2 separate regions of the Homo sapiens genome follow, and region 2 is linked to region 1. Evidence: chromatin loops called from intact Hi-C (ENCODE). Cell type or tissue: endothelial cell of umbilical vein. All regions are shown on one strand. Links, peaks and the distances in the headings refer to the core of each region. The heading gives the core; the rest is flanking DNA.

Region 1 (15,100 bases), core at 1-8,000:
AGCCTGGGTACATGTCGTCGTAGGGCTGCATGAGCCCATTGAACTGCGGCCCGAAGCCATTCTTGCATAGCTCGGCCTGCTGGTTGCGCTCCCTCTTTCTCCATTTGGCCCGACGATTCTTGAACCAAACCTGGGGGCGGTTGGGGCAAGGGAGCAAACAGATGCCACAGTGCAGATTACTAAAACTTCCATCGGAGGCCAACCCCCGCCTTCCCCCGACACACACGCTAGCGCACTCACACACCCTGGCCTCGCTTCACTGCACCGCCCTGCACACCAAGATACCAGGGCCAGCTTTCAGTTACTGGCCCGGGTCTCCACCAAGCGCAGGAGACCTGGTCTGCTCTGGCCTGCGAGCTGGGACTCGGAGCTACGCCACAAACCTCAGCCGAACGCATGGAGACCTGCGGACGGTTTGATCACTCAGCCAGGCGTTTCTCCAGGTCCAAAAACACTTAATGTAAAACAAACGCGGGGCAGCAGGCTTTTCCAACCCTTCCCGGGGCACCTTGCAAACTTGCTTCCATTCCAAAGCCACAGACCCACGGATGAGGAGAAGGGGCTGGAAGGGCACTAGAGGATCGCTCTTTCTCCCACGCAATTCCTCCCTTCCTTCCCTGACCTCCACTGTCGTCCCCCACCCCCTGGTACGTGCTCCCTTAACAGGGACTAGGCCGCCAACACTCTTTCTCGCCTAGCAAAACAACCAAATAAAGAGCAAAAGACCACCTCTTCGTCAGCTCGTTAACTCCAGGAGCTTGGCATATTAAACTCCGGGAACCCGGAAAGGGTAGTTTTGGAGATTCCCCCTTCTTTCGCTCTGCCTCTTCTTTACCCTAAGCCCACCACAGGCCTGTCCGCGCGCCAGGCCCAGCCGGGTCGTTTGGCTTTGCAGGCGGCCACCCAGGCCGGCCGGCTTCCACCCGTGTCCGGTGGCCCAGCCGCAACCCCGATCCCAATCCACATCGGGCCTCCCTGTCGCCCCAGACGGCGGCTTTTGTGTATTGGAGAGAGGCCTGGCCTGAGATATCCGAGCTGACACCAGTGATGTTTCACATTACACATCTCCGCCGGGCCCAGCCGTGTAATCCGCTTTTTCTCTTTTTCCTTTCATTCTTGATTTCCTTTTTATCCCCCTTCCTCTTTGCACCCGACTGCTATAAAAAGCACGCCTCACTCCCACTTGGCTCGACAAGCAGCCGCCCTGGAAGGAGAGGCAGCTGCAAGGAGAGCCCAGCGCCGCGGCTACAAAGCACTAGGGTGGAGCTGCGGAATAGCGGGCGGGGTGGGAGGGCGTTTTCGAAGGATCCCAGAAAACCCATAGACTCTGTCTTTAATTACTTGCCATTTCTACCCTAGGCCATCTAAACTTTGCTCAGGCGAGAAGAGTACGTGAGAGGCCCGTTCCCTTGATGTGCAAGAGAGCTAATGAAAGACTGACCTTGCTCAAAACCACGCCGCCCAGGACCCAGCTCTGGCTCTGGACAGTTAAACTAAAACCATTTTCAACTTCTTCCCGGCCTTTTATCCACCAGCATAGCCTCATGCCTTGCACAAATGCCACCCAGAGAGTGTCTTCATTCCCTCTGATTTGGGAGAGCATTTTGGTCTTTATTCTTTTTATCGTTGTTTTCTTCTTTTTGTTTGCTCTGCTCTAACCGGGGGCTTTATTTTTTCTACCCAGAGCACTTAATTTTTTTTTTTTAACAGCAAAGCCTCTGGATGCCGCTTGATTTGCTTGATTCTGTTTTCTGCTTCCAGAATCCTAACAAATTTGGAATCTTCCACCGACCAGCATAAACCAGGACGTTGCTATTGGGTTATTTATTTGAGCTCATTTTTGCCAATCCATAAAGTACAGATTTGCTACAAAGTTAAGGTAAGCCCTTTTTACAAAACTATGATTATAATTTAGAAGAGGGGGTGTGAGTTTCAATTTCCAGAGTTCAACTCCTGAGAGAAGATAAATAAACCAAGCAGAAAAGTCTTTCTTCTTTTTTTCTTTCTCCTTCTAAGAGGACTAGTAGTTGTGTATTAAAACTTTGCTCCCGGAGATCACAAAACTAGGAAATAGGGTGTGTGGGAGAGACCTGAATGGCCGAAACAACCGTAAAGAAGGTGTAAGAAGCGCGAGCCCAGGAGGGAAAAAGCTGGGCCAGGGCCGGGACAAAGGTTTCCCAGGGAGGGCCAACTCTTCCGTGTCTCTGGCGGGTTTTCCTTGTTAAAGGCTCACAGGTTGGAGCCTGTTCGCGGCTCTTGGCCTGGTAGGGATTTTATTAGCTCTGCTCTGGCAACTGCAAGCCAGGAACACAATGTCCTGTGCAGGGGATTGCCCATGCAGCCCAGCTCGTGAGATCGCGGGATGGCGGGGCAGTGAGCCGGTGCCGCTCTGGGAGCCTGAGCCAGGGCGGCAGTCCTGTCGGCCTCGGAGAGGGAACTGTAATCTCGCAACCAGGCCGCCGCGAGGCCTTCTGCCTTTGCAAAGCTGCGCCCCACCGGCGCCCTCCCAGGCGGCGCTGCCTTCCACATTCTCTCCTGGTCTACTTGGCCTGTACCTCCACAACATCCTCCCCCCATCCCTCCCAGACTCCGTGCTGGCTCCTACCCGGACTCGGGCTTCCGTAAGGTTGGTCCACACAGCGATTTCTTCGCGTGTGGACATGTCCGGGTAGCGGTTCCTCTGGAAAGTGGCCTCCAGCTCCTGGAGCTGCTGGCTGGTAAAGTGAGTCCGCTGCCGCCTTTGCCGCTTCTTCTTAGACGGGTCCTCGGCGCCCACGTCCTCATTCTTCCCCTGCTGGCTTTTATCTTTCTCTGAAAACGAAACACACACACTTTCCCGTCAGCATGCCCACCTGCAACGCGGACGCCAACTGGACCGGCGGCAGAAGCCGTGGAAGAGCTGGGCTGCCTGGCGCCGGAGGAGGGTGCGCGCGGCGGCTCCGGGCCGCGAGGAGCGCTGCGCCTGTGGGGTGTGCAGGCGCAAGTGTGGGTGTCCGCGCCCCATTTCCTCCCCTCCCCCAGCGCCGCACGTTTTATTTACATGTTTATCTCACTGCAGCGGCACATTCACTTTTATAGCCTGTGCTTTCAAGTATATTTATACACCTCTGCGCAGACACACCAAATCTCCTGGGACGCGCACACGCGCGTGGTTTACAGACCCCCCTCCCCCTCGCAGAAAGCTCAGATTTCCATGCGGTTTGGGAAGGCTAGGAAAAGATGTGGGGATTCGGTTGGGCACCGAAGTTCGCCGGCCCTTTCCCAAAAAAAAAAAAAAAATGCCTCTTCGCGAAGGGCATTTCTGAGTGGTTTCAGGCAATTTCCTAACGAGTGGAGCTCCTCGGGAGCTGAAAGCCGAGAGGAAAACAGGGACAGAGGTCGGCGGCCTCTGAAGGTCCTCGAATCAAGATGCTGGGATTTTTGTGACCCAGGAAACAGAAGGGAGGCCAGGGTACGAATAGAGAGGGCGGCAGAATTGCTCGCGCCCTTAGCGCCCCAGGAGCCGGGCCGGTCGAGGGAGAACTAAAGGGATGCGGGGTAGTCAAAATTCCGGCTCCCGGAAGTTCTGCGGGGAGCCAGGCGAACGACCACTCCCACCACGCCTCCCCCCGGAGGGGCTGACTTCCTTGGGGCGAGAGGGAGCGGGTGGCGCAGAGCAGCTGAGCGGGAATGTCTGCAGGGCGGCGCGGCGCCTTACCTGCGGCCTCCGGGCTGGAGGTGTCGGAGATGGTGTGCACCTCCAGCCTGTGCTTGGAGGAGTCCAGCGACCGGGGCTGACCGGGAGCCAGAACCGAAGCCATGGCTAACGGCTGGGGATGGTGACAGGAAGATGAGGAGACGGCCGACAGCTTGGTCCCCGCTGCTCGGTGCTCCAAGTGAAGCGGGCCTTTCATGCAGTTCATGGACGAGGGAGCGCGACGCTCTACTAGTCCTTGGCTACTGCCCCGCCGAGCCCCCGTAGCCGCCGCTGCCCGCTCCGGGTCGCGCTCTAGGCGCGGAGTTTCCCCGCTGCGGGGAGAGCCAGGGGACGCAACCCCCGCCGAGTTCTCAAGCCAAGCTGCCCCCGTCTCCTCCGGAAGGCTCAAGCGAAAAAGTCCGGAGACGGAAAGTCAGCGGGCAAACGAAGACATGGGATGTGGGCAGAAGGGCACCACTCAGAGCGTCTTTAGGGAGCAGGCTTCCAAGCTCCAAAGCGAAACAAGAGTGGGCAAAGACCCCCTTCTTCTCTCCCTCCCTCCCCCAAGAACCCCTCCAATAAGGAAAGCTAACGCCGACCGCGCTCTGCCCGCCCCCCCCCCACGCGGCAGCCCTGACAGAGAAGTGTCAAGAGTGACAGGGACAGGTAGGTGATATTAGATCCCCTGCGGCGGCAGCAGCCGCTGCAGCCACGACGCGGCCCTCTGAGCGCACCCTCCGCAACGCGCACACGCACACCCCTCGGGCGGTCGAACAGGAGCCGGGCCTTGCCGCAGCTCAGCTCCAGGCACCCAGGCGAGCGACGGACCAGATCTGCGGCTCCGCGCTTCCCTGTTGGCCTAACATCTTAAAACCAGAGGCGGGCTTCCTGGTGCCGAGACGTCACTCCGCCGCGGCCCTCCCCAGCCCTCTCCGCCTCCGCCTCCTCCCAGACCCTTCTCCGGGTGCGACTGACGTGGCTCCGCACCAATCAGGACGCCCCGAGCCGCGGTGGAGGGACTGTCCTGCCTGCACCTATCAGCAGTGCGGGGCCGGGCTACTGCCTCGCCGTGCGCACTGGGTCTACACAGGCAAGCTCCCGGGAATTCAGCTCCTGCCCAGCCCAAGGCGATCCGGCTTTTAGTACGAACCCAAAGGTGAAGAGATGAGGCTAGGAGTCGAAGGCTTGGGAGAAGAGAGTGGAATGGTCAAGAAGAGAAAGGTACAAGGATCAACAAGACACCCACTCTTTGTGTCTCACTACATCCATTTCCAATCCCCCACCCCATATAAAAAGGAGACACGTTACTTAAAACTAGAAAATTTGAAAAACAGCAACAAATCACCTCTCCGATCTTAAATTTTCCAAACAGCCTGTCAAGTGAATGCTGCGCTAATCTGAAGAAGCTTTAATTGCAAAGAAGACAGAGCCCTGAAAAGGCAGGCTAATAAATTAGAAATCGAGAAGCAAATGGACCCGTCAAAAGAAAATTACCTTGACTTTAAACGAACAACTGTTTGGTGGTTCACTCTGGATTTATACAAGAATAAAAAGTCGCCTCAGATCACGTTCTCTGTGATGCTTATTAGTCCCCAGACAGAAAACACACAATAGAAGAGAAACCCTAACCCAGCGTTTTCAAAATGCTGAAAGCTTATCCATTCTACTTAACGTTGATTAAGACACATATCCTAGATCTTTCAAATTCCTTGTACACTGTATTAAGCTCGTCCTAACCCGAGAGAGCCACGCTTTAAATTCGACTCTCTTGTTTACTTTATTATCAATCAGATTTAAATCCATAAAGCCTGTAGAATCAACAACCTTGAGCTAATTATATATGAAATATGCCTTAATGAATTTCCATACAATTAAGAATGTTGCCAAATAACCAATTTCAAGGATAATTTTTAACAGTCATTTTCTTTTCCCAGTGAGCTCAAGGCTGTCTTGAGCCATTAAAGTCCAAGCAGGCAGAAGGGGTGTGTGTGAGCTAAGGGCGAAAAGCCTAGAACTGCGCTCAACTAGCAAAAGCAAAACCTTATTTATATAAAACAAAAAAAATCACCTTTGGAGACATCAACTCTTTATAGCACTGTTTCCAAGCAAATTTAATTTCCAAAGAAATTAAAGAAAGAAATCCAAACATATTCAAAATAATTTTTGAAAGTCCTTTTGTCCCCCAGCATAGGTCAGCTGGAGAGGACAAACTAATCTCCTCTGGGTTTCTGCATGGGCGATTGTTTTACTATGGAGTTAGTGTTATCATCTCTGAATGTGTATTTGTTTGACATTACAGTCAATGATTTGCAATGCCAGCATGAAGTATCTTTAAAACACTCCCTCCTTGTCCTTGTTCACAAGATTGGGAAACTTATTCGATGTGGAACAAAGTGGATGAAGCAGACTACAAATATATTTGCAACTTATGTGTCTCTCCTTTGCCCTGACCACCCCCAAACCCTATCTGCAACTCCTCCCCATTTTAAACTTGCAGTCCAAAGACGCACATGAGAATTGTTTTTCAGTCTTTCTTCACCAGTATCATCCCACTTTAAGAATAATTTAGCTGCAAGGGAGGAATTTCTTCATAGTAAGCTTTAAATCAGCATTTCTGCTTTTAACCTTTTATTCCACTTTACCCCATTCCACACATACAGACACCTGCTCAGAGTAAAACACATCCTCATGTGACAGGTCTGCATTAGCTGAGGCTCATACATCCAGCTATATTAGGTCCTGCAATCTTATCACTAAATTATACACATTACACTAGCAGCCTGTTGGTAAAGAAGGTTAAATTAATTTACATTCTGCTCATTATCTGGTGCTTAAATGACGCATTTTATCCCGGAGATTTGGCGGAGAATCTCCTTCTCAGACCCCACAGCGTTTCACTGAAGACAATGCTCTTACATTTGTAGTGGTTTTTAATCTGATAAGACTCTAATTTGCTTAAGTCTTTTAAATAAGGGTTTTAAATGTTTCTAGCCGTTTTCTTATTGAATTTCCTCTAATTCCCCCAAGATCATAAAGTATATGTGTAAAGTAAATATTTCCTCCCATTGCACTGCCAGCCGATGACCTATAACTAAGTCAATAAGAATCCAGCTCTTTTCTGCTGAATGTGTTTACTAATCATATTCCAGTTTCTTCTTTTAAACCTCAGAATAGCTGTGGTCCCCACAATACCATGCCCCTTAAAGCTTCATTTCATGAAGGGACTCCATCACATTAAAGAATGAAAAAAATCTCCACTGTAGTTAGTATACACAGCCCCTCACTCCTTGTTTTTCAAGATTCAAACCCCAGAGCTGCAAATATTTTTGGAAGCTTGGGTGTTAATGCCTTATTTTAGAAAGCCGAGAAGCCCCACAGAGCCATATAGATTTCTAAACCCATCTCTCATAAACCCACAGAATTTTGATAAAAGCTCTGGTGGCTCCACTCTACCGATGGAACTTTCATCACGACAAATATACATGTATGAAGGACCTCAATCAGCCTCCAAAGTGGTTGAAAAACCCAAGGGCACGTGACTGCTCCTCATAGTGCCAACGTGTGCGAGATGTTGGAAGCACTGGGGATCAGCAGCAGCCTAGATGCCTAAAAAGATAAGGTGTCCTAATTTGTGTGGACCCATTGAAGTCAAGTGGTGAATAAAGACAATTATCTAGATAATTCAGATTAAAGTAAAAGCAAAACCATATCTATTTGTATATATATATTCACATCCATTTTATATTACAGACACACACACGCACACACACACTGGCTCTGTAAACAACTGACTCAAAGTGAGGATTTTCTTTGCATTTTTCCAGCAGGAGTTTCAACATTCTCCTAATCTCCTAATCACTTTACACACTCACAGCAGCGGCGATTGGGTGACATTCTTCTCAGGCCCCCTGTGTGGCAGGACACCAACATGATAAGTCTGCATGGGGAAAAGGAGGTATGTGGTGGGAACTAAGAAACACTGTCCAGTGAAAACTCTGTGGCATGGTGGTGGTTGATTTTGGAGATTTAATGTACATAAGACTTGTGGGTGCACAGGCATAGGCAGCATGGATGAGAAAGGGGCCAGAAGAAAATAAATCTTATGCATTTTGTGATTCCAGCATTACTGTGACCTCTGGCTAAGTTCTTCTTAATTGGTTTTAGAAATTACTATGAGTTCAGCCTCTAACACAGAAATTTCCAATACGGAGAACATTGGTGGGATCCTGGTAGGGAAACTAGAGGTGCTGCATGGCTCACGTGGGGCAAAGAAGGAAAGCCCAGTGCCGGCGTGAGGTTTTGAGTCTGGGAGACATCAGGGGTTGTCTCGATTGGGGTTTCTTGCTTATTCTTTCAAAGAAAGACCCTAGAGGAGGGAAATGTGTGACATGGGGTCAGCCGTGTTTTGTGCTGGTATTTGCCACCGATTACCAGTCTTAAAGTCTTATTTAATTTCACACTCTTCAGTGTTAGTTGTGCAAAGTCCCTCTGGCCATGGCAGTGAGCGGTTGGGCTGTGCCGCCAAACTCTCCGTATCAATCTGGCCTGGGACTCAACCAAGTGATCTCTGACTTTTGGAAAGAGTCTGTCTTCAGAGTTCACCCAGAAGATGGCTTAATTAGACATCTCCCTGAGCTGTTAGGCCTTAGACGGGTGGGAGTCCTGCCCTGCCCAAGCTAGCTCAAGGACGAGGCCCGCCTGGACTCAGCTTGGAGCCACGTGATGGGCGTGAGTGTGTGAGCTCCTGGTAAGGCGCAGAGGTCAGATGGAGACCTTGCATCCTGCCCGAGAAGTGCCCCACCCCCTCCAATATCTGGCTTTTCTCTGCATACAAACCAAGCTGAAAACAGTCCACTACCCACCACCCCTCATAGCTATGGAACCAAATAACCCAGAAATTAAAAGCTTCACTGTAGCTGTCCTTTTCCCCATTTCCTAAATGGAATTTAAAAAGCTCTGGCTTGTCAAAAGGGGAAGATTATTTTCTGAATTGGAAGTCTGTAGATATATTGAGCAACAGCCACCCTCTCTGGGTCCCTGCAAATGGTACCCATTTTTCCAACCCACAGCTCTAGCTGCTCAACCATTTGAGATTTGGGGTAACTACCTGGGGGAACAGTGTTCAGATGGCAGTGGGAGTTACCACCTCACAGTGGCCTGGGGAAGAGAAGAGAAAGAGATTAGAGGAGGGGGCATTTGCTAAAATCACTCAACGAACATGCTGTTAATGCTTCCTCACATTTGCATGTTACTGCCACAGTTTTCCTAGGTGTCACTGAGTCTCCAGAAAGCAACTACTTGCCGAACTAAGTAAAATAAGGAGAATGGTATAGCACATGTGTTTGGAGAAGGGGAAGGAAGGGTGGAATATGAAATTGAGCATAGATATCCAGGTCAGGAAAGAAGGAAGTGGCAAGGGGCTAAATGAAGTCCCACCCCCCCGCCACTTTTTTAAACAACAGTTGGATTAAACACTCATCTGTCTTCCTCTTTTTCTCTTTTCTTCCCTCTCCAGCTTATGTCCATCTCCCTTTTCTATTTCTTTTGCTCTCCCTTCTTTCTGTTTTCTCTCTCCCAGACATGCTGGTAGCTAACATTCAGCATTAGTTGTCATGGTGACCATAAATCACCTAAATCCAAAAATACCCACCTATAATCTGAGATGAAGCTTTTATTTCCCTAGCGAAATAATATTTTAAAAGCTGTCAGCTGACAAAAAAAAAGGAACCCACCTCATTGTAGTAACCCAAGTAATATATTACTTCTAAAGGTTTAAATTAAAATGTCAGCCTGTTAAAAACATGCTGGTAGAGTCTTGGACACTCTTCCCGTCAGATCCTCACAAAGAAGTTGACTCTGTCATTCCTGGTCGCTCTTTAACATACACACACAATTCTGTATGCTCTCTCCCTTTCTATTAATTTCTTCCTCCCCTACCAACTACTTTAGTTCTCAAAGACTCTACGCATTGGGTTCTAAAAGAAAAGAATCTCCTCCTGGATCAGAAAACAGCCTCATTGGTTGCTGAAGTGAAAGATGTGGGGTTTAGGGGGAAAGGTTATTAGGACCATAATGGCGGTGGTGGTAGGAGGTCATCCTAGAGGAGTTAAGAAGAAAAAAAAATGCAGGGAGAAGGACTGGAGGTGGAAAGACAGAGTAACAGAAAACTGAGCTGGGTGGTCAGGTGCTGCGGTGAAGTCTAGCCCCGAAATGATAGGTATATATTCTCCCACTCCTGCCTTTTTCTCCTCTGAGAGAAAACTTTCCTAGTCAGAGACCCTGGGGGGTAGGAGGCGGGCAAACGCCGCTGCAGTTGGGCCTTTTGTCTTCTACCTTGGGCTTGTTGTCTTTTGCCTATCTTGGATTACAGGGTATTCGCCTAGATGAAGAGCCATTAATTACCCATTCAGTCAATATTAGGAAGACGACAAAGCTTTTTACATAGGATTAAGAAGACATCAGATTGTTCCATTAGTATATTCCTGCTCACGAATAAGCTTTCGTTATACATTTCCTTTTCCCCCGAGCCGCTCTAACAACTGCTGCATATATTAGCAGCGGGCGGTGAGGAATAACAGCCGAACCAGCCTTAAGAAACTTTGTGTACCGAGTCAGCAGCGAGGAACGCGACCTGTGAAGACCACTTTTGCGGGCAGGGATCCGCAGGGACTGACTACTTTCGGACAACTGGTACAATTTCCCCTGGGGGTGAAAAACCACAACGCGGCGGGGCACCTTTCAAGTGAGCTGCAGATTTGATTGGCGCGGGGGGTGGGGGAGGGGAGGGGAGAATGGGATGGCGGAGGTCGGGCGGAGGAAAGAAAATGGAAAACTCTCCTTACCCCTATTTCGTTGCTTTTTCCTCAAGCCTCATGCCCCCTTCGGCAAGCACCTGTCCCTTCCGCGCTAGCCACAGCTAGAGTTCTCCACCTTTCTCTACACATCCCCTTCTTTCTGACAAGGCTCAGGACCTTGGTCACCACCCCACGCACCACCATTTTGCGTTTTGCTAGAGACGGTCTGGGCTGATCTCGCTGGTGTCCATGTTAGGATTAAAATCCCTTCATGACGGCGAGGAAAACTGTATTATTTGCTTTCAGGGGGTACATTAGGAGTCCACGTAGTATATGCTCCGCAAACATTCGCTGATTGAATGAGAGGCGCGGGGGCGGGGCGGCGGAGAGGGGTCTGCGGCCGCCAAGGCCGCCAGGGTTAACCCAGGTCCTTCGAAGAAGGTTGGGACCGAGCTGCTGCCGCGTGTGAAGGTGTGTGTCGCGGCTGGGGGTGCCACAACGGGCCATGGAGCCCACCTCCCAGAGGGAGGAAGTCTGTGCACACCAGCGACTTGGGTCGAACACTTTCAGCCCATCCACTGGGCCAAAGCTATTTAACAATTAATGCGTTCCTGGGGGAGGCCGGGGGAAGTACCCGCCCCTTGTCGGGACGCAAAGCCAGGCGTCAGGTCCAAAGGGGCTGCAGTGCAGTCCGATTTCAGCACGGAACCCAGAGCCGCCGCCCTGAAACTTTTTAAGCCAGTGACAGAGGAGGGTCAGTCCGTCCTCCTCCTGAGGGTGAAGACCATTTTATGAGTTCCTTTCAGGACCCCCAAAGCAAGAAAAGCCAAAGAAAGGTCTCTTTGCTCTAGGGGGTCGTTCTCAGCTGGCTTCTACACCATCTTCTGCTAGCTGCGTCCACCCTCTCTCAAACCTCTGGCTTTTAGGGGTCTCCAGTCGCTCTCGTGCTACCCCCGTTTCGGGGTTCTATCCAGGCTGGGCATCCGCCCAATGGATACCAAGGAGAATGGGACTCACTAGGGAAGGAAGGCAGAGCCTGGACTGCTTAGAGGTGGACTCTGCCTATACAGAACGTTTAGTCTTTAACGAGGACATGGTATTTTTGGGCGGCGTTGGGGGCAGAGGCGGAGAGGGTAGCGTAATAGACTATCACGGCCTTTTGAAGAAGTCATATGTCATTGTGAACTTTTTTTCTCTTTAAAAGCAAAGAAAAACTTTAAAAAAACACAAGAAATAAATCCTTTTGTTTTACAAGCAGGCTGTGGCCAGGACTTTGGATATTCCATAAGTTAACTTAAAATCAGGGAAGGATAGGTGCTCTATCCTTCAGCAGTGCTATAGCTTTGCCCACTCGTGTGATTTTTTTTTGTCGTCTACTAGTTCCTTAAAAGCCAATTAAATCAAGATTTTCAGCATTTCTTCCCATTACATGCCTTTTCTTAATTAATGGCATTAAACGTGTTTAGGCAGCAATTTTTCTTTTCGGTCAAAAAGTAGAAAAAGACATATTGAGTGTAGGGGAAGAGCCTTTCACGTGCACTAAAACAATGCGGGCCTGAAAGTAATGGTTAAGAAAGCAATCATTCATTATTTCTAGTTCTTTATGTGCTAGTTATCAAAAGCGAACGACCAGGGGCGCCTGCGCGGCTTGTGACTGGCGCAAGCAGAACTCCTCTGCTCTTAGCCGTTTCCTGCTCACCTACGAGGACCCCATCCTACCGTAGGCTTCTCCACCTGTCCTCAGAATGCATTCCCCATGTCTAGGAAACCTGGGGTAGGGACTGGGGGAAGGAGACATTTTGCGTCTCTCTGGCTCCCAGCACAATAAGAAATGTCAGCCTCGGCTTGGCGACTGCGAGCCCGCCCCGCGCGAAGCGAGATTGGGGAGCTCCTCTAGTCTGGCCGGAGCCAGGGCTGAGCCCGCGCAAAGCATTCTCCCCAGAAGTCATCGCTGCTCTTGATTTTTAACCATATCCCAAACATACTACGGTCTAATAATTTATTTTTACTACCGATTATCAAACAGAAGAAGAATTTAACACAATCTAAATGACAGAAATCACGCGACGTTATCTCTGCATTGCCCCCATTTAACCCCATGGGGTTAATCCCGGACAAGTGAGCGTTTAACTGGCCCAGCAGGGCGACTGGCGGTGTAGTGCAGTGTCCGGGCGTGAAGCACTGGATCGCTTTAGACGCTTCATTTCAACAAATGATCATTTTCTCTCAGATTCACGGGGAAACTCCAATGCAAGACCTTTGTTTTCTTCTTAGTAATACGGTTTGTTTTTTTGACCGGGGTCCCAAATCGCCCCCCTCCATCCCATATTACATTTGTATTCTTACACTTTAATCCGGAAAGAGGGGGTTAGGGGCCGAGGGCTGTGGGGGGGGGGGGGCTTTATCTGCTCACATTATCAAAGGTCAATAGCCTCCTAAGGCTAGGCACTTATTTACTACGGAGCCAGGAAAATAGAGGAACAGTAAATTTGAGGGGTTTTTTTCCATGTATTTGAAAAGAAAGGCATCTTCCCTCCTCCATCCCTTACACCCCCCCCTCCGCCCCATAGAACAAGTTTCAATTCAGGAAAGGCCTGTGGCGTAGGTTGGAGACTTTTTAACTTTTTACATAAGCCTGTAGACCTCCTCTGGCAATGTCCCTCGATTCCTCCAGAGTGAAACCAGCCAATCAAGCAACGACATCGCCAAAACCCAAGGCCTGGCAACCAGTACTTCAGGCAGGTTCGCGTCGACAGGGGCAAACCTCCATTCTACCCTGGGCTGCTAAGCACAGTGGCTGCCCTCCAGCTCTTCAGGGATGTTGTCGGCCCCCCGCCCCTCCCCCAACCAGCCAAAGCAAACCTTCGCCAACTCAAGTTTCCCTTGCTTGCCTCCCGCGATGAACCGCGCACCCACAAGTCTGGGTGGGGCGTGGCTGAGAGCCTGAGTGACTGAGTGGGCCCTGGTGGTGCTGCGCGCAGCGGGATATAACGAGCGACAGAGGTCGCTGTTGGACCACTTTTCCACGCCAGCCTAGACGCCGAGGTTTGCTGGAGCGTGCGCAGGGGATCAGACCACAGGGAGCGAGCGAGAGGGAGAGAGAGGTGTTGGGTCTCAGGAGTGCAGTATAATTTGGGGAAAGGAATTAACGTCCCTGGGACGGCTGCTTCCCGTCCCACCCAGAGGCGGAGTGTCTAAGTTCAAGCAGCAGGCGCGTCAGGTCTGGCGGCCTCGCCTTCTTGCGCTTCGCCCGAGGCCCAGAGTCCCGGAGGCGGGTGCCCAGCGCGCGGCCTGCGCTTCCCTCCCGGCCTTACCATTGGCGCCAGGATGCTGCCGCGGGAAGAACTTGCTGCTGGCTGCCTCTTTTCGGCTCTCAGGAGAGTCCGTGAACTCGACCTTTTTGATTTCGGAGTCTTTGGAGAAGAGACATTCAACGGCCGCCGGCTGCACGCCTGGGCCACGCGCGCGCCCGCCCCACGTGCGGAGAGAGGCGTCCCGGACCGCGGCCGAAAGGAGCCGGGGACGGGAGGAGGGGGAGGGGCGAGGCAGGCCGGAGGAGAAAGAGGGACAAAGAGCAAAGACCCAGTTAGAGGAAAGAGCTGACGGCATCCCCGTCCCCCGGACCCTCTGGCAACCCGGGGCAGGATGGCGTACTCTTTCTGCGCCTCCCCGGTTGCCGGCGGTTCCAGCCGGGAGGAGTAGGCTGGGGGGCTTCGGTACACAGCGCGCCGCTGCTTCCTAGTCCACCGCCCCGCCACAGGGAGAGGCCACTGGCGATTTGGTTCTGATTTCCTTCCTGCCCAGGCTGGCCCCTCGGGGAAGCGCCCCTCGCTGGGGCCTCGCCGCAGGGCCAGTGCCCTCTTGCCGCCCTCACGTGGCGCGGCCTCCCGTCCGATGACCCGGGCAGGAGAAGGGGGTTCTTACCTAATTGCACACACGCCGACACCAGTTTGCGGCAGTTGGTCTCCATTCCCCGTTATCTGCAAAACAGAAGAGAAGGAAGGCTGTAAGAAGCGGCGGCCGTCGAGTGAGCAGGGCTCAGATGAGACTACGTTACACTAGCTGTTAGGCGCCTACTGTGTGCTAGGCTTCAGGCGTGTTTTTCCGACCTGACAGCCTCTGGCTGTGCAGCAGCATCTCCAGCCTAGCCTCGGGCCCAGGACATTTATTTATCAAGAGGGGATCTCCCTCCAGAGTTGCCGCAAAAGTGCCCAGAGGTTAGAGGACTATAAAGCCACAGTGTGCTGGGGAGGCTGTGGACCTACTTTCAAGAATCTCGGTGCCGGGGTTAAGAACTCATCTGAACGCAATGGCAGCGGGAGTGGGTGGGTGGAGAGGACTTTTCTCTTTGGGAAGCTGTATGCAAAGACCACCCTTCAGTGCTTGTCCATTAGTTGGAGCTCGGTAAACATTTGTAGAACATCAGCGCCAACGTGCCCCTGTCCTAGACAGCAGTTTCCCTCGGTTTTCTGTAATTCTGAAACGAACGGGCTCTTGGCCTAGGGTGTTTCAGGAGCGAGCTGAGTTCGGGCCTCTCATCCATCAGGAGCCACTTTTCCATATTTAGCCACACTTTCTCCTAGAGATACTAACCCGGCCATTTATTTACTTACTACAAATAATTACCCTA
Region 2 (15,523 bases), core at 4,467-12,466, 88 kb before region 1:
GTTGGCACTATTTTAAGCACTTCAGATGCATTTTATTTTATAGTAAATGAGGAATTTGTGGTAAAAGTGATTAAGTAATTTCAAGGTCACACAGTGTAAATAATGGAGGCTTGATGTAAACCCAGGCAGTCTGGTTCCAAGAAACGGGATAGCAGAGAGTGACTGGGAAAAGTGGTGTGAGGTGAAGACGAAGAGGAAGGCAGGAACCAGGTATGCAGACCATGTTAAAGATTTTGAAAATAGTATGCAAATTTAAGGATTTTAAGGAGAGAATTGGCAGGGTCACATTTACATTTTTCAAAGCTCTCCTCTTGCTGCACTGTGGAGAACTGATCACAGATCCTGGGCAGTTGGGGAGGAGTGGAGGCAGGGAGACCAGTTAGGACAATATTGCAATGAGCAGCCCACGTGATAGTTGATGGAAACAATAAGCCTGGGCTAGGTAGGAGTGGCTGTGGGCTGGAGGGCATGGCAGATGTTCCAAAGATTTTATTGAGCTAAAATTCCTAATTAAAGAACAATGTGGAAGGAATTCAATCAGGTGAATTGGCGGAGAACAATCTCCTTTTAGAATATTGTTCTCATCTTGCACCACAGTGATCGTAGCCATATTTATTCAGAAGAGAAAGATCTTTATAGTCTCATTTCATGATGGGTACTCTATAAGGGGGGTAACAGAGCCTGTTTCCTGGATTACAATTCAGGGCTTGGGGAAATAAGTCACACTACAGCACACTCAGGTGTTTCCAAAAATTAAAATTGCCGAAGCACTTGACTTTCCAAGGCATCAGAGAATGATGAACTCTCAGAATTATTAAATTAGCTGCTTCCAAGATGCCAGTTGACACCTGAACTGGAGAAGCATTGAGAAAGCCGTTGTACTCAACTCGTTGAGGCTCATTTCCGGCCTCTCTTCCTGGAAACCTCAGACACCCAGCCTCCCACACTAAGTGACATTCAGAGAAACTGGGTATCCTGCTATAATGCGAGTTCTGAAAATCAATAGGTCACACCACAACAAAGGAAAATTTGACTACTTAGACCAATATGAGGTCCCTTCAGGGAGTGTCTGTATACTCCCTGAACTCTGCAGGTAAGTGTACTCCTTACCTTTATTTTAGAAAGGAAAGATTAGATGATGATGGAGAAAACATTTGTTTTTCACTTTTTCCTCTTCATGATACATGAATTGAAACATAGATCTGACTTGTTTTCAGGTGATAATTCAACTACGAAAATCATAGAATAATCTCTGTGGTAGTTCTGCTAACAACTATAAAGTGTTTCTTTTATAGTTACTGTTTTGTGTTCTAGCAAATTAGATTAACTATTTAATACTGCTGGAGCCTCTGGATATTAAAATTTAAAAAGTATTTCTCTCTTGAGAAATAAACTTACACTGGGAAAATTTCCCAGTAACTGTTACTTCCTCTCATATGTATCCATTAATTTGTTAAGCCAAAGACAGTCAACAATTTAAGCCAAAGACAGTCAACAATTTAAACTAAGGAGTTTTTTTAATTAATGGGGTTGGATTTTTACAAGCTGCTTGTTGGTTATGAATTTCTCTTCACACAAACCAAACAATTTTACTGCCAAGTGAACTAAATATATCATCACGGTATAAAATCAATTTTTGTAACAGTAAATTTTAAAATTTTATTCACCAAGACTTAGAACATAGAACTGTATTCACATTTATACTGTCTTTAATATTTGTCTTCAGTTTCCACCTTCAGATACTATTTTCATTTTATTTATATTCTTAGTTGCATGAATTTTTTTGTGATGGCTTATCATAAAGTTAATATGTTCATTCTATTTTTATTTTTTAAGAAGTCATATATGCATAGGAAAAGAGACTTAGAAAAGAGGTTCTTCTCTGTTGAGAAAGTTTGTTAAAAATCCGTAGTAGCTCCTGAACAAATAAGAAAGAACCATTATAGCAAAAGGATTCTTCTTTGTTTAAAAGAAGAATTTGATCATAATAAATGCCTTCATGCACCCATAAAGGAATTAGCTTTTTTTCCAATCCTAACTTCCATCTACTTTCTGTTCAGATGTGTTCCTGTTTGGTAGACAGTGTGGCCAGTTAAGTTGTACTGTGAGTTCAATGATCTTCTATAAATATTTTCTCACTGTTTAAATAATCCAAGATTAGGGAATTCTTACTGACTAGAACCTTTTTATAATTCAAATGGCTCACCCATGTATAAGTTATTGCTTTAACACCATGTCCTCAACCATCTCTTAGAAATGAGCCAGTTTCACATCTCCATCCCGGGATGTCTCTCTCAGGAAAGCATATGTGCCTTTGATAGTCCACTCCATGTAAACAGGCAGAGGGAATGGGAGTAAGTGTGTCAGCTTGGTGCAATCAAAGTCAGTTTCCTTAGAGAAAATTAGAGTGGCCATATTTCATACTGCTAGAACCTCTTACATGGTTAGATAGTGAAGAACTATGTCTATAAAAATGAATCCTGATACTCCTGAATGTTAGCCAATATGTAGAAAACTCAATCGTTTCATTTATGTAATTTCCATTTCTTCACATTTTATACTCTCAAGTCTGTGATTTTACTCAGCTTAGATTACATTAGATCATGTGATTCTAAAACTATAAAATTGTATAGCCTCAACTTTCTATCATTTTTATCTTATGATACTCTTAAAGACCTCAGAGCAGTATTTTTGTACATGAGATTAGGAGAACAGCTTCTGCCCTTTTGAGGCCTGGTGTAGTCCCAGAGGCCATGTTTTAGAGAGGATAGTCAAAATAGGAAACCTTAACTGTGGGCCTAGGTCATCCAGACGCTGCCTGCTCTGTTGTTTCAGTCAGATTGGCATTGGGGAAAGAAGAGGAAGCATAAAATGTGAGTTTACATGGCAGCACCAATTCAGCAGACCAGTGCAAGTGAGGTATATAGGTAAGATGTGGCATCTTAGGAATGTTCTTTGTCGGTCTTCTGAGAAGCTGCAAGGGCTCTTAGTTTGGTGTCCCTAGAAGCAGACCCCGAAATGATCATGTGTGTGAAAGTGACTTGTTAGAAAGTGTTTCCAGGAAAGATCAGTGGGGGAGCAGGCAGTGGGATAGAGAAGGAAAGGAAGCCCAGCAAAGGTGCTGTATGAAGCAGGTCCTGAAGAGAGTAACTTTGACTTAGTCCTGCAGGAAAGTCCTGGAGCCAGTGCAGATCATACTTCAGAGTGCTCCTGATGGATGGGGCAGGAAGCATTCTCACACCTGTCACTCACTGTTAAGGGCCACATCCAGAAGGACGTAAATTCCCAGGAACTTCTGGCTTTCCTTGCTCAGGTAGCTGGAAGGCAGTCCTCTGTCAGAGAGACCCAGGTATTGATTGTAGGCAGGGAAAGCACACTGGTATCCAAGGTGTACAAAAATGACAAAGGGGGCCGGGCACAGTGGCTTATGCCTGTAATCCCAGCACTTTGGGAGGCCGAGGCAGGTGGATCACCTGAGGTCAGGAGTTCGAGACCAACCTGGCCAACATAGTGAAACCCCGTCTCTACTAAAAATACAAAAAAATTGGTTGGGTGTGGTGGCAGGTGCCTGTAATCCCAGCTACTTGGGAGGCTTAGGCAGGAGAATCACTTGAACCTGGTAGGCGGAGGTTGCAGTGAGCCGAGTCCGTGCCATTGCACTCCAGCCTGGGCAACAAGAATGAAACTCCGTCTAAAAAGAAAAAAAAAGAGAGAAAGGGGTCTAAGGAGATAAGGAGGAAGCACTGACAGTGTCCACTATAAGGCCCAAGAAGCAATTTATGTGTTGGTTTTATGAAACGTATAGCCAAAAACATTCCACTGCAGTAAAATGCTCCAAAGGAGCTGATTTTAAAAAAACTCAATCCTGTAAAACACTTCAATAGTTATAAAACAAGGGATTACTTCTTTCAGGTATATAGCAAAAATATATTCTCCTTGAATGACATACATTTTGTTATATCTTGAAAAGGTGAAATGTTAACCCTAATTCTCTGTTAGGGAATTGAATGTTGACAGATAAACCAACTTTGAGTTGAAACCTAAACCAGCCAATGGTACGTAGATTCACCTTCTCTCCAGATCTGCATTTTCTGATATGAGATGATATAAGAACAAACCAAAAAAAATGAGATTTCAAGACAAAACTGTTAAGTGTATATATCAAAATACAAAGTTAACTCCCACCTACCCACTCTGCAGGAAAATACTAAGTAGCTAAAGAGAAGCACTGAAAACTCCTGAAACATGCTTACCTGATGATTCTTCCCTTGAGCACTTCAGTTCTAGTTCTAAATAGGGGATATTTAGGGGAGGGTATGAGAGGCTTTAGGGGATGATGGTGGTGGTAGACTTTCAGCATAATTTCTAAAATGTGTTATTTCCTTCACAGAGTTTACTATTTGTCTTCTAATTTCTAAAAATGTTTTGTGTTCCTTGATGGAAATGGTAGCATATTAGACTGTGTGCAAGTATGTGTGTGAATGTTCAATATTATAATAAGATGTATTATATTTGTGTAATTTATGCAATATCTTTATTCTAAAATGCCAAAGCATGTTATTGAAATAATCTTTTTCATGCTTAGCTAATTTTTGATGCAATTTCTAAATTTTATAGATTTATAGAAATTGAGAACAGTTACACAGCTTATCTTCATCACTAAAATGTTGTATTAACTACATTAATTGTGTAGTATGGACTAGATAATCATTTAAAAGAAAAATATACTTGTCTATTGCTTTTTAGTGATTTTTACTCTTGAAATTTTATCTTTTAGTAATAAAAGTTAAATTTTTCTTTTTAAAAAAATTTTAGTTATACATGGAATATCCCAGTTAAATGGACTGAAGATAATATAACAAGCAGTGTGTTATTTAATAGGTCAGAAAAAGAAGGTAAATATTATTAATTGATTTATTTCTTCTTTGAATTGATGTACCACATTAAACTAATATAAGTATAAAGATGCAACAGTAAAGCTGGAACTTATGTAAACTTCAGCTAAGTGATCTCTTAAATAATTTATTGATGATTCCAAATCTTCATCTACAATCAGAACTGTTATACCTTGAGATATTCTTTTCAATGATTTATCTTGACTGACTGATTTATCATAAATACCCATATCCAAAGGAGAAGGGTCGCATGCCCAACAATTGGAAGATCAATGTGTAAGTTTCCTTCCTTCCTTCCTTCCTTTTTGTTTTTTCTTTTATCAGATAAGCCATTGAATTTCTTTAACTGTTATATGACAAGCCTGAGGATTTTTTTAATGCTCCCATTAAATTAGACCATTTTTTGGAAATATATTTGTGTTCTATCTGCACTGATTTATTTTTTCCTTACTTGAAAAATGTTAGAGTTGTATAAAAACAAGTAAACCTTCTCACGAAATTCCAGATTGATGAAAAAAATAATAGATAAGGCAAGCTTTAGCTGCAATCTTGGAAAGAATCCTTCTTTTTATATTTTTTCCATTGTATTTGTTTTGGTGTTTCAAAACTATTTCTTTTCTAAGACAAACCAGACTCATCTTTGCCCCATTTCATGAGGACTTGATTTAGAATAGTATTTGGTATGGACTTTCACTTGTGTCTTCTTGAAGATAAAAGTAGATCACTCATTCTTTATTTACATATGCCTAGTTGCTCATGTAAAATATTTTAAAATATTAATGAGGTATGATTTCTCCTGGCCAATAAATTTTTACTCTGTTTCCAGTAGATTGCCTTTTAAGAACAGCTTTACTGAGATATAATTCACATACCATAAAATTCACCTATTTAAAGTGTACAATCCAGTGTTTTTTAGTGTATTCACAGATGTGTAATCATCACCACAGTCAGTTTTAGAAACCCCATACCCTTTAGCTGTCATGCCTGCAGCCTCCCATATGCCCAGCCCTAAGCAACCACTAATGTATTCCCTACCTCTATAGATTTGTCTCTTCTGGTCATTTCACATAAATAAAAGTGTATATGCAGTATTTTGTGACTTTTCAATTAGCATAACGATTTCAAGGCTCATCCATGATATAGCATGTAACTCTACTTCATTCCTTTTTATTGCCAAATCATATCCCATTATATGGATATACCACCATTTGTTTATCCATTTATCAGTTGATAGATATTTGGATCATTTCCACCTTTTGTCTGTTATGAATAATGCTGCTATAAACATTTGTGTATAAGTTTTTCTGTGGATCCAGCATGTTTTTTCCACCTTTGGGCCTTTTAAAAAAAAACGTTTATTGTTAACAGTTTTTGTGATTTTTTTTTACTATTACTACAAACTACCAGCTTTGTCATTATAGAGGTGAAATCCTTCTGAAGCCCTTCTGCACAGGGATTGCTATTACAACAAAACTCTCTCTTGCTTATTTATGTTAATAATTATTGTAATATCGTGATCAAAAAAAATTCTAAATTTTTGCAGAATTCCCAGATCAATGCCACTTTGTTTTAGTATTTTATGCTGTGTTTCAATGCGAGGCTCTATCTTTTGTGGTCTTCTGACCATTTTCTTATTCATAAGTACACTTGCCAGAGGAAAAGGGAGAAGACAGAAAAAAAAAAGACATTTTCAACAATGTGTAACAGCACTGGTAAAAGACATAATAAGAACGTTAGAATTCCACTGGAAGGTTTTCAGTGGATTTGGTTTAACTATTACTAAATATTTTCCCCATTGGTCACCATAGTTAATTGAGGATTGGAAGAATATCTCGGCAGCTGTTTGATTTACTGTTTACAAGTTTGAAAGCGTGAATAATTCATCTACCCTAGTACAATTCACCCAGCACTTTCATGGAATGAAGTTTCCATACAAGTGAATTTTCCAGATAACTAAAGCTTACTCAAGTGCTTTGTAAAATGCATTTCAAGAGTTCACAATAGACATTGTTCTAATATGTGTTATGTACTCCTTAGAATATTTGGAATAATAAATTTAATCCTTAATTACTAGATTAATTCTTTCAAGCACGTATTGCTTATGTGCAAAACACAGAGATAAGAATGGGGGCAGTGCTGGAGCAAAAAAAAAAAAAAAAAGCAATCCTAACCCTTGTGTAGATGGTTGTCTAGGGATGGGTTTGCAGGCAGACATAATGCTGTGTCCTAAGTGCCTCTGTGGCAATGCAGATCACCAAAAGCACTCATAGAAGCATCAGCCCAGGTTTGGGGGTTCAGGAAGCATTCCTAAAAAATATCTAGGCTGAGAGTTCAGAGGCTAAGGATAGAGTATAAATGGGTGATAAAAATTGAATGTAGAGGAGACGTGTGCTCTGGACAGAAGCATGACTGTGAAAGTGAAAGAGCAGGGAGTTCTCACACTCCTTCGTATCCCTTTGTCAATACATTTCACACATTTTTTTGTTCTAACTATTGACCTATCTATGTCTCCCCTCCCCACAGAATATTCTTAGAGGAAATGGAGCTTATTTGTTATTGTTGTTCTGGATCTACAGCAGGCATCTAATAATTGTTTATTGAATAAATGAATGAATAAACAAATAAATGAAGAGGCTGATAGTTACAGAGCTTTGATGACAAATCTGCCTTTATCTGAAACTTCAGAATCATGTCTGGTCACTGAGCCAGAAGCAAACTAGAGGTCTTTTTCTACTTCAAAGTGTCTGCTCCATTTTTAGGCTGTACAATAAGTTCCTGTTTCCTGTTTAAGGACATCTTCAGCTCTCAGCTTAGAGCACGGATGACGAACATGTCCTGAGTGTACTAAATGGGCAACCAGCTCATGTTACCAGTCCTACCTCCCTCCTCTTGGTTTCTTTGATGATTCATTAGTTAGAAATTCTTCAGGCAATAGTGGGACTCTCCCCAAGGTCTTTTATTTACATTTCTATTGTATGTGCTATTTTAGGCGTTAAAACAACAACTAAACTCATAATTTCTAATGAAAGAAGAGAACCTCTATTATAAAACATTTTCTGGCTACTCCAGTTACCCTGAATAATCTCTCCTGTCATCATCTCCTGTCATAAAATATAGTATATTTTATCCTGTCACTTTCATCAGCCCTTATTCCTAGTATTATTACTTTATATTTTAAACAAAATCATTGTTATTAAGCTTCATATGTTCTCTCTTTTCGTTGTTTCTTTTTTTTTTTTTTTTTTTTGGGACAGAGTTTTGTTCTTGTTGCCCAGGCCGGAGTGCAGTGGAGCGATCTCAGCTCATTGCAACGTCCGCCCCCTGGGTTCAAGTGATTCTCCTGCCTCAGCCTCCCATGTAGCTGGGATTACAGGTGCCTGCCACCTCAGCTGGATATTTTTTTGTATTTTTAGTAAGGATGGGGTTTCACAATGTTGGCCAGGCTGGTCTTGAACTCCAGACCTCAGGTGATCTACCTGCCTCAGCCTCCCAAAGTGCTGGGATTATAGGCATGAGCCACCGCGCCTGGCCTCTCTTTTTTTTTTCTCAACTAAATTATAAGCTTCTTGATGACACAAACTACACATATTTCTTGTCTCCTGTCCACCCTATTATCAACAAGGTGCTACGTACATTCTGAGTTCAGAAAGTCCTAGTTTAATGAAGGGTTGTTTGCCCCAGAATGCTGTACTTTTAGAGGTTAACTGCATATATTTTAGTTATGTCTCCATCTTTTAGTATCAGCTGCTATTTTGGCTATTGTTAATGCATCCACATTTAGTAGCATACCACCTGTTTGCATTTAATTTACTGCTTTCTAACATTTAGAAGGATTGAAGGTTGTTATATGGTGTCAGGTAACCAATCTTGCTAAAACATAATATTTTAAAAGAGACATTTCTAAGTGCATAGGATCTGGGCTGGGTCTAAGTTCTAGGAGGTGGTGCGGACTCTACAATAGCTGTTTTTGCAACTCTTACTTCCAGATTTGAGGGTGTCCTCTGGATGGTTTGGACTATCCAGACTGTCCAGTCAGTTTCTATAGAAATAGATTTACTAAACATCTGTGATAATTATACATAAATATTTAATACCAAAATAATGATGGGCATGTATTTTTGTATTTGATGACAAAGAGGGAAGCACTTTCTTCATTTTTTCAAGCTAAGCCTCATGGAATGTGCAAGCTTTGATTGGATGATTATGGGTTCAGTTTTGCTGGTTTAGAAACTCAATTTGTCAGTTCAGCCCTAGTCAACCAAGTCTTGGAAGATCTACTTATCTAAACCAAACATACAAGAGATTAACTAAGAATGCTAACTTGTTAATTTACACAGTTAAAATATACTAGTTAGTGAATCTGAATACTCATGTCACCTAATTAGGTATCTCTTTCCAGGAAGCAAGTTACTTAGTAAGAATTAAAGGGCTGGGCGCGGTGGCTCACGCCTGTAATCCCAACACTTTGGGAGGCCAAGGCAGGTGGATCGCCTGAGGTCGGGAGTTCGAGACCAGCCTGACCAACATAGAGAAACACCGTCTCTACTGAAAAAATACAAAGTTAGCCAGGCATAGCCATCAACACTGAGGCAAGACCCTCTATCAGTAAAAAAGATTACAACTGGCTGAAGGCTCAGATGATTGTTAGCATTTTTAGTAATAAATTATTTTAGTTAACATATATACTTTTTTATACATAGCTGCCTGTAATGCCAGCTACTCGGGAGGCTGAAGCAGGAGAATTGCTTGAACCCGGGAGGCGGAGGTTGTAGTGAGCCGAGATTGCACCATTGCACTCCAACTTGGGCAACAAGAGTGAAACTCTGTCTCAAAAAAAAAAAAAAAAAAAAAAAAAAGAATTAAGGAAGAGTTAAGGTAGATTAATTATTTTACAGATGTCTTTAAATTGTGATAGTGTGATATATTGCATTAGCCAGGTGAGTCTAATTATTGCACTTTAGAAACAATCAATAGTGGTTTGGTGCAATAAAAGTTTCTTGTTCATGCAACAGTCTAAAGGAGATATTCCTGACTGTCATCTTTCCTAGGTGGCTCTCCACCAAATAATGACTTGGAAATCCTGTCTTCTTCCTTCTTATGGCTTTACCATCCCCTGCATCTTGGAATCCCTCACTGGTTCTTTTGCATCTAGCTCAAAGACAGGGGAAGATAATGAAGGAATCAGGCCTAGAAGTGCATCTATTACTTCTGCCCACATTTTATAGCCAGTTCTCAAATCATGTCCTGCAAGGAAGGCTAACATAGTCCAATTCTGTACCCAGGAAGAAAAGGGAACTGTGTGGTAAACAACTAGTAGGTCTCTGTCACATACACTGTTTTCTGTAGGACCAGACCTGTCAAATAGCCTGAAACACATGTTCCAGCTCAATTTGGCACCTACTTCCATGGGCACACTGGAGACACATTGACAGATCTTCACTACCCAACTCTCCTTTGCAGTTATTTTTTTTCAACTACCAAAATTATTGCTAATTGTAATCTTTCCTCATGATAATTGGGTTGCATTTTTCCAGTTTCCTATTCATTGCATGTTACATATTAAAGCCACAGGCATACCTGAGAGATACTGCAGTTTTGGTGCCAAGCCACGCAATAAAGCAAATATCACAATTAAGTGAGTCCATGAGTTTTTTGGTTTCCCAGTGCATATACAAGTGATGTTTACACTATACTGCAGTCTACTAAGTGTGCAATTGCCTTATGTGTAAAAAAGTATATATGTTAACTAAAATAATTTATTGCTAAAAATGCTAACAATCATCTAAGTCTTCAGCGAGTTGTAATCTTTTTTACTGATAAAGGGTCTTGCCTCAGTGTTGATGGCTGCTAGCTAATTAGGGTGGTGGTTGCTAAAGACTTGGGTGGCTGTGGCAATTTCTTAAAATAAGACAACACTGAAGTTTGGTGCATTAATTGACCCTTCCTTTCACAAAAGGTTTCTTTGAAGCATGCGATGCTGTTTAATAGAATTTTACCCACAGTAGAACTTCTCCAAAACCCTGGTGCTGCTTTCTCAATTAAGTTTATGGAATATTTTTAATCCTTTTTTGTCATTTCAAGATGCTCACAGCATCTTCACCAGGAGTAGATTCCATCTCAAGAAACCGCTTTCTTTGCTCACCCATAAGAAGCAACTCCTCACCTATTCAAGTTTTATCATGAGATAGCAACAATTCAGATACATCTTCAGGGTTCACTTCTAATTCTAGCTCTCTTGCTATTTTCACCACTCTGCAGTTACATCCTCCATATAGGTCTTGAACACCTCAAAGTCATTCCTGACGGTTGCAATCAATTTCTTCCAAACTCCTGTTAATGTTGATATTTTGACCTCCTCTTATGAATCATGAATGTTCTTAATGGCTTCTAGAATGGTGAATGCTTTCCAGAAGGTTTCTAATGTACCTTGTCCAGATCCATCAAAGGAATCATTATCTATGACAGCTATCACCTTACAAAATGTATTTCTTAAATAACAAGACTTGAAAGTCATTCCTTGATCCATGGGCTTCAGAATAGATACTGTGTTAGCAGCTGTGAAAACATTAATCTGCTTGTACATTTCCATAAGAGCTCATGGATGACCAGGCACACTGTCAATAAGCAGTACTATTTTGAAAGGAATCTTTTTTGGTGAGCAGCAGGTCTCAACAATGGGCATAAAATATTCAGTAAACCATTCTATTAACAGACGTGCCGTCACCCAGGCTTTGTTGTTCCATTTATAGAGCACATGCAGAGTAGATTTAGCATAATTCTTAAGGGCCTTAGGATTTTTGGAATGGTAAATGAGTATTGGCTTTAATTTAAAGTTACCAGCTGCATCCACCCCTAATGAGAGAGTCAACCTGTCCTTTGAAGATTTAAAGCCAGGCATTGACTTCTCTCTAGCTGTGAAAGTCCTTGATGGCATCTTCTTCTAATATAAAGCTGTTTCATCTACACTGAAAATGTTTTTTAGTGTAGCTGCCTTCAAAAATGATCTTAGTTAGATCTTCTTATTAACTTGCTTTAACTTCTATATCAACACTTGCTGCTTCACCTTGAACTTTTATGTTTGGAGATGGCTTCTTTCCTTAAACCTCAAGAACCAACCTTTGCTAGCTTCCAGCTTTTCTTCTGTAGCTTCCTCACCTCTCTCAGGCTTCACAGAATTGAAGAGAGTTAGGGTCCTTCTCTGGATTAGGCTTTGGATTAAGGGAATGTTGTGGTTAGTTTGGCCATCTATCCGGAGAGCTAGAACTTTCTCCATATCAGCAATACAGATGTTTCTCTTTCTTATCATTCATGTGTTCACTGGAGTAGGACTTTTAATTTCCTTCAAGGACTTTTTCTTTATGTTTAGAACTTGGCTAACTGTGTGGTACAAGAGGCCTGGCTTTCAGCCTGTCTCAGCTTTTGACATACTTACCTTACTAAGCTTAATCATTTCTATATTTTAATTTAAAGTGAGAGATGTTTAACTCTTACTTTCATCTGAACACTTGAGGCCATTGAAGAATGATTGATTGGGCTAATATCGATATGGCTGTGTCTAAAAGAATAGGGAGTCCCAAGGGGAAGGAGAGAGAAAGAGAGAGAGAGAGAGAGAAAGAGAAAGATAAAAAGAGAGACAGGGGAATGGCCAGCTGGTGGAGCAGTCATAACACACACAACACTTACCGATTAAGTTCTCACCTATATGGGTGTGGTTCGTGGCTCCCCAAAACAATTGCAATAGTAAAATCAAAAATCTCTGATCACAGATCACCCTAACAGATATAATAATAATGAAAAAGTTTGAAATATTGCAAGAATGATCAAAATGTAACCTAGAGACATGAAGTGAGCACATGTTGTTCGAAAAATGGTGCTGATAGACTGGCTTTGCTACAAACCTTCAATTTGTAAAAAATGCAGTATCTGCAAAGTGCAATAAAGTGACTTCTCTCTAGCGCAATAAAGTAAGGTATGCTTGTACACCTTTCTTTACAGGCAGATTCTCTAGGCCACTTGCTGAGATTTAGAATGGACCCTGTAATTATTACTAAAACAATGACTAATACTTTCTTGAATGGGTAATTTGTTGAAAGCATTACCATAAATGGATAACCAATCCATTTTATTATGGATCATGTTAGCTTTAGTTTCAGAAATTAAAATTTTCTTCTATGACCCCAAAGTCTAATAATGCATTCTACTTGAAACTTTTAGCTCTTCAAATATATTTTGCATGTCATTAGTTAAAAAGCATTACTCGTGTCTTTCAGTTGTTTTTTTTGCTTTCTTAAATAAATTGAGATGGGGGTCTTGCTATGTTGACCAGGCTGGTCTCAAACTGGTCTCAAGCAGTCCTCCTATCTTGGCCTCCCAAAGTGCTGGGATTACAAGTGTGAGTCACCGTGCCCGGCCTCAGCTCTTTTACTATCAAATGATACACAAAATTTAATAAGAGGTAAACTCTGTAATTTTACATTGAAAAATAATTCACTTAAAGGATTAGTGCAACACAGCATTCATATCATCACCTAAGAAAAATGTTTTTTTCTCTAGGAATCTCAGGCTATCATAAGCTGTCTACTTGTCTAAAATTTTTTATAATTATTTATAATAGATAGTAACATTAAAGAACTGTTACCTGTGCTCTGTTACTGAAATCTATCAGGGTTGAAATTAAAGAGGCTCTCGATGAAATTTTGAAAAGGTAATTATCGCTTTTCTCTATCATCTAGGCAAATAATAAAAGAAAAAAGTAAGAATTTTCTAGAAAGAGCTCCTACTCAGAAATAACTCATTCAATACTTTTTGGCATAGATAGAACTAATAAGAAACAGAATAAAACAATTTTTAAGTTGATACAGCATGATATGTCCATTAAACTTAGATTTCCAAATATATAAAATGAAATTGCAAGGTGTTTAAAATATAATTTCAAATGAAAAAGGATTGCTAATCATAAAAACAGTAGGGTCCCATTATATTTGTTGTGTGTTTGTGCATGTGTGCATATAGAAGATACACACACACACACAACAGGTAAAAAACATGTTAACTGTGGTGGGTAATTTTTATATTCTTCTTTATACTTTTTTGCATTTTCCAAGTGCTCCATAAAGAATACATACTATTGTTATAATCAGAAAAAAAATAGTAAATGGAGTAACAGAAGGAAACATACAGTATATTAGTCCTGTATTTTAATCTTACTAGAGTATTTTAGTTCTACTCATTATGTAACTAAACAACTGAACAGTATTTTGCTATTGACAACTGTTCCAAAAGTAGCATGAACTTGGAAAGTCCTTAACTACTGACTTCCTGGATCTCAGCTTCCTCATCTATAAAGTGAGAAAAATCACAGTAACTCTAGACAGGCTTAACTAGGTACATATAAAGCACACTAAAATATGGCAGTATTTAGATGGATTGCCAGGAACTTCTCAACGTTATTTATATTTGCTTCGCTATTTATAGAACTGGCAGCATATCCCCTTTCATTATAATGGGGATAGCTACCATCTGTTGGATACGTAGCACATAACTATGTGACCAACACTTTACCTATGTTATCTTATTTAATCTTCACAACAGCCCTGTGAGGGATTTTTGTCCCTGTCTTCCTTGGGGTGAACTGGGACACAGAGGGGTCAAGTGATCTGGCCAAGGTCACACAGCTAGTAAGTCACAGAGCAAGGTTTTTATCCTAGGTCTGTGAGACTCAAAAGTTCATGCTCTTTCTCCTGTAACATATGGCTTTATGCTTAGCAAGAAACTCTCCTTCTGATACAAACATTCAAAATGTACAGATGCCAAAAGATTAGCTTCCTTTCAACAACTTGTCCATGGGAGGATGACAAAGAAAGAGAAATTCTACATGAGTGAGGTAAGGGTTTATAATTTATCAATTACCTACTCCGAAAGTTCCTAAAGAAACTTATTGTCTTGTTGGAGAGGTTACTCATATATTATGAAAAACTACTGTGTCCTGGATATCTTCCAGACCTTGCAAACACTTCCAAAATTTAAATCATATTTCCTCCCAAACTGACTCACCTTCCTCTATTCTCTACTGGCAGCACCATTATTCATCCAGTTGTGCAATCCATTTTCCCCTCCTCTGACTGTCCACATCAAGTCAGAAAAAGGATTTTATTGATTTTACCTGTGATAAGTCTCTTGAATGCATCAACTTCTTTCTAGTTTCATCATCTCCACATTAGTGTAAGCCCTCATCCTCTATTGCCCTACATGACTACAGTGGACTCTAAATTAGTCTTCTTGTCGCTAGAATCGCCTCCAAAATATCTCCCATACCACTATTGAAATCTTTCCAGAAAATAGACTTGAGCATGCTATTTTTCTGCTTAAAACTCTTTTCCCCTCTCATAAGATGGATTCTTAACATGGCATGTGGCTCTTCATACTGGAGGCCAGGCTTTTATTTCCAGCATCATCTCCTATTTTTCAATATCACAACCTACATTGTTGGTACCTTAAAATATTTGAAACTTCTCAACTATACTATGTTCCTATACCATTATTTAAATTGTATATTGTTCATGTAAACAAAAGAGTGTATGATGTATGAACTGAAAAATATAGGAGTAACGCTAACGAACATGGTTATA

What was found. A loop is a pair of places that touch in the nucleus more often than their neighbours do. Peaks named below come from ENCODE experiments on the same cell type or tissue, not always from the same donor. Only the 100,000 strongest peaks of a DNase experiment are listed, where the experiment ranks them.
Region 2: it touches region 1 in a loop (4-fold over the local background); 2 of 110 quality-filtered maps call a loop at or near these places.

The regions. Positions count from the first base shown.
Region 1 is chr4:110,618,559-110,633,658 of GRCh38, forward strand. PITX2 (paired like homeodomain 2) reads right to left here and starts at 4,519. Exons shown (of 3, transcript NM_000325.6): 1 at 3,698-4,519; 2 at 2,606-2,811; 3 at 1-130. The coding sequence starts at 3,902. RefSeq lists enhancers at 515-1,168, 1,169-1,820, 2,475-3,127, 7,891-8,392, 8,393-8,892 and 2 more and a silencer at 4,490-4,579. In endothelial cell of umbilical vein, for the core only: no CTCF peak of the experiment used is centred there; a DNase peak (open chromatin) is centred at 4,663; H3K4me3 peaks cover 914 bases; H3K27me3 peaks cover 7,286 bases.
Region 2 is chr4:110,526,383-110,541,905 of GRCh38, forward strand. It overlaps ENPEP (glutamyl aminopeptidase), which reads left to right. Exons shown (of 20, transcript NM_001977.4): 11 at 4,816-4,895. Among named protein-coding and RNA genes, the nearest start is that of ENPEP, 58 kb to the left of the region's middle. In endothelial cell of umbilical vein, for the core only: no CTCF peak of the experiment used is centred there; a DNase peak (open chromatin) is centred at 7,719; H3K27ac peaks cover 2,325 bases.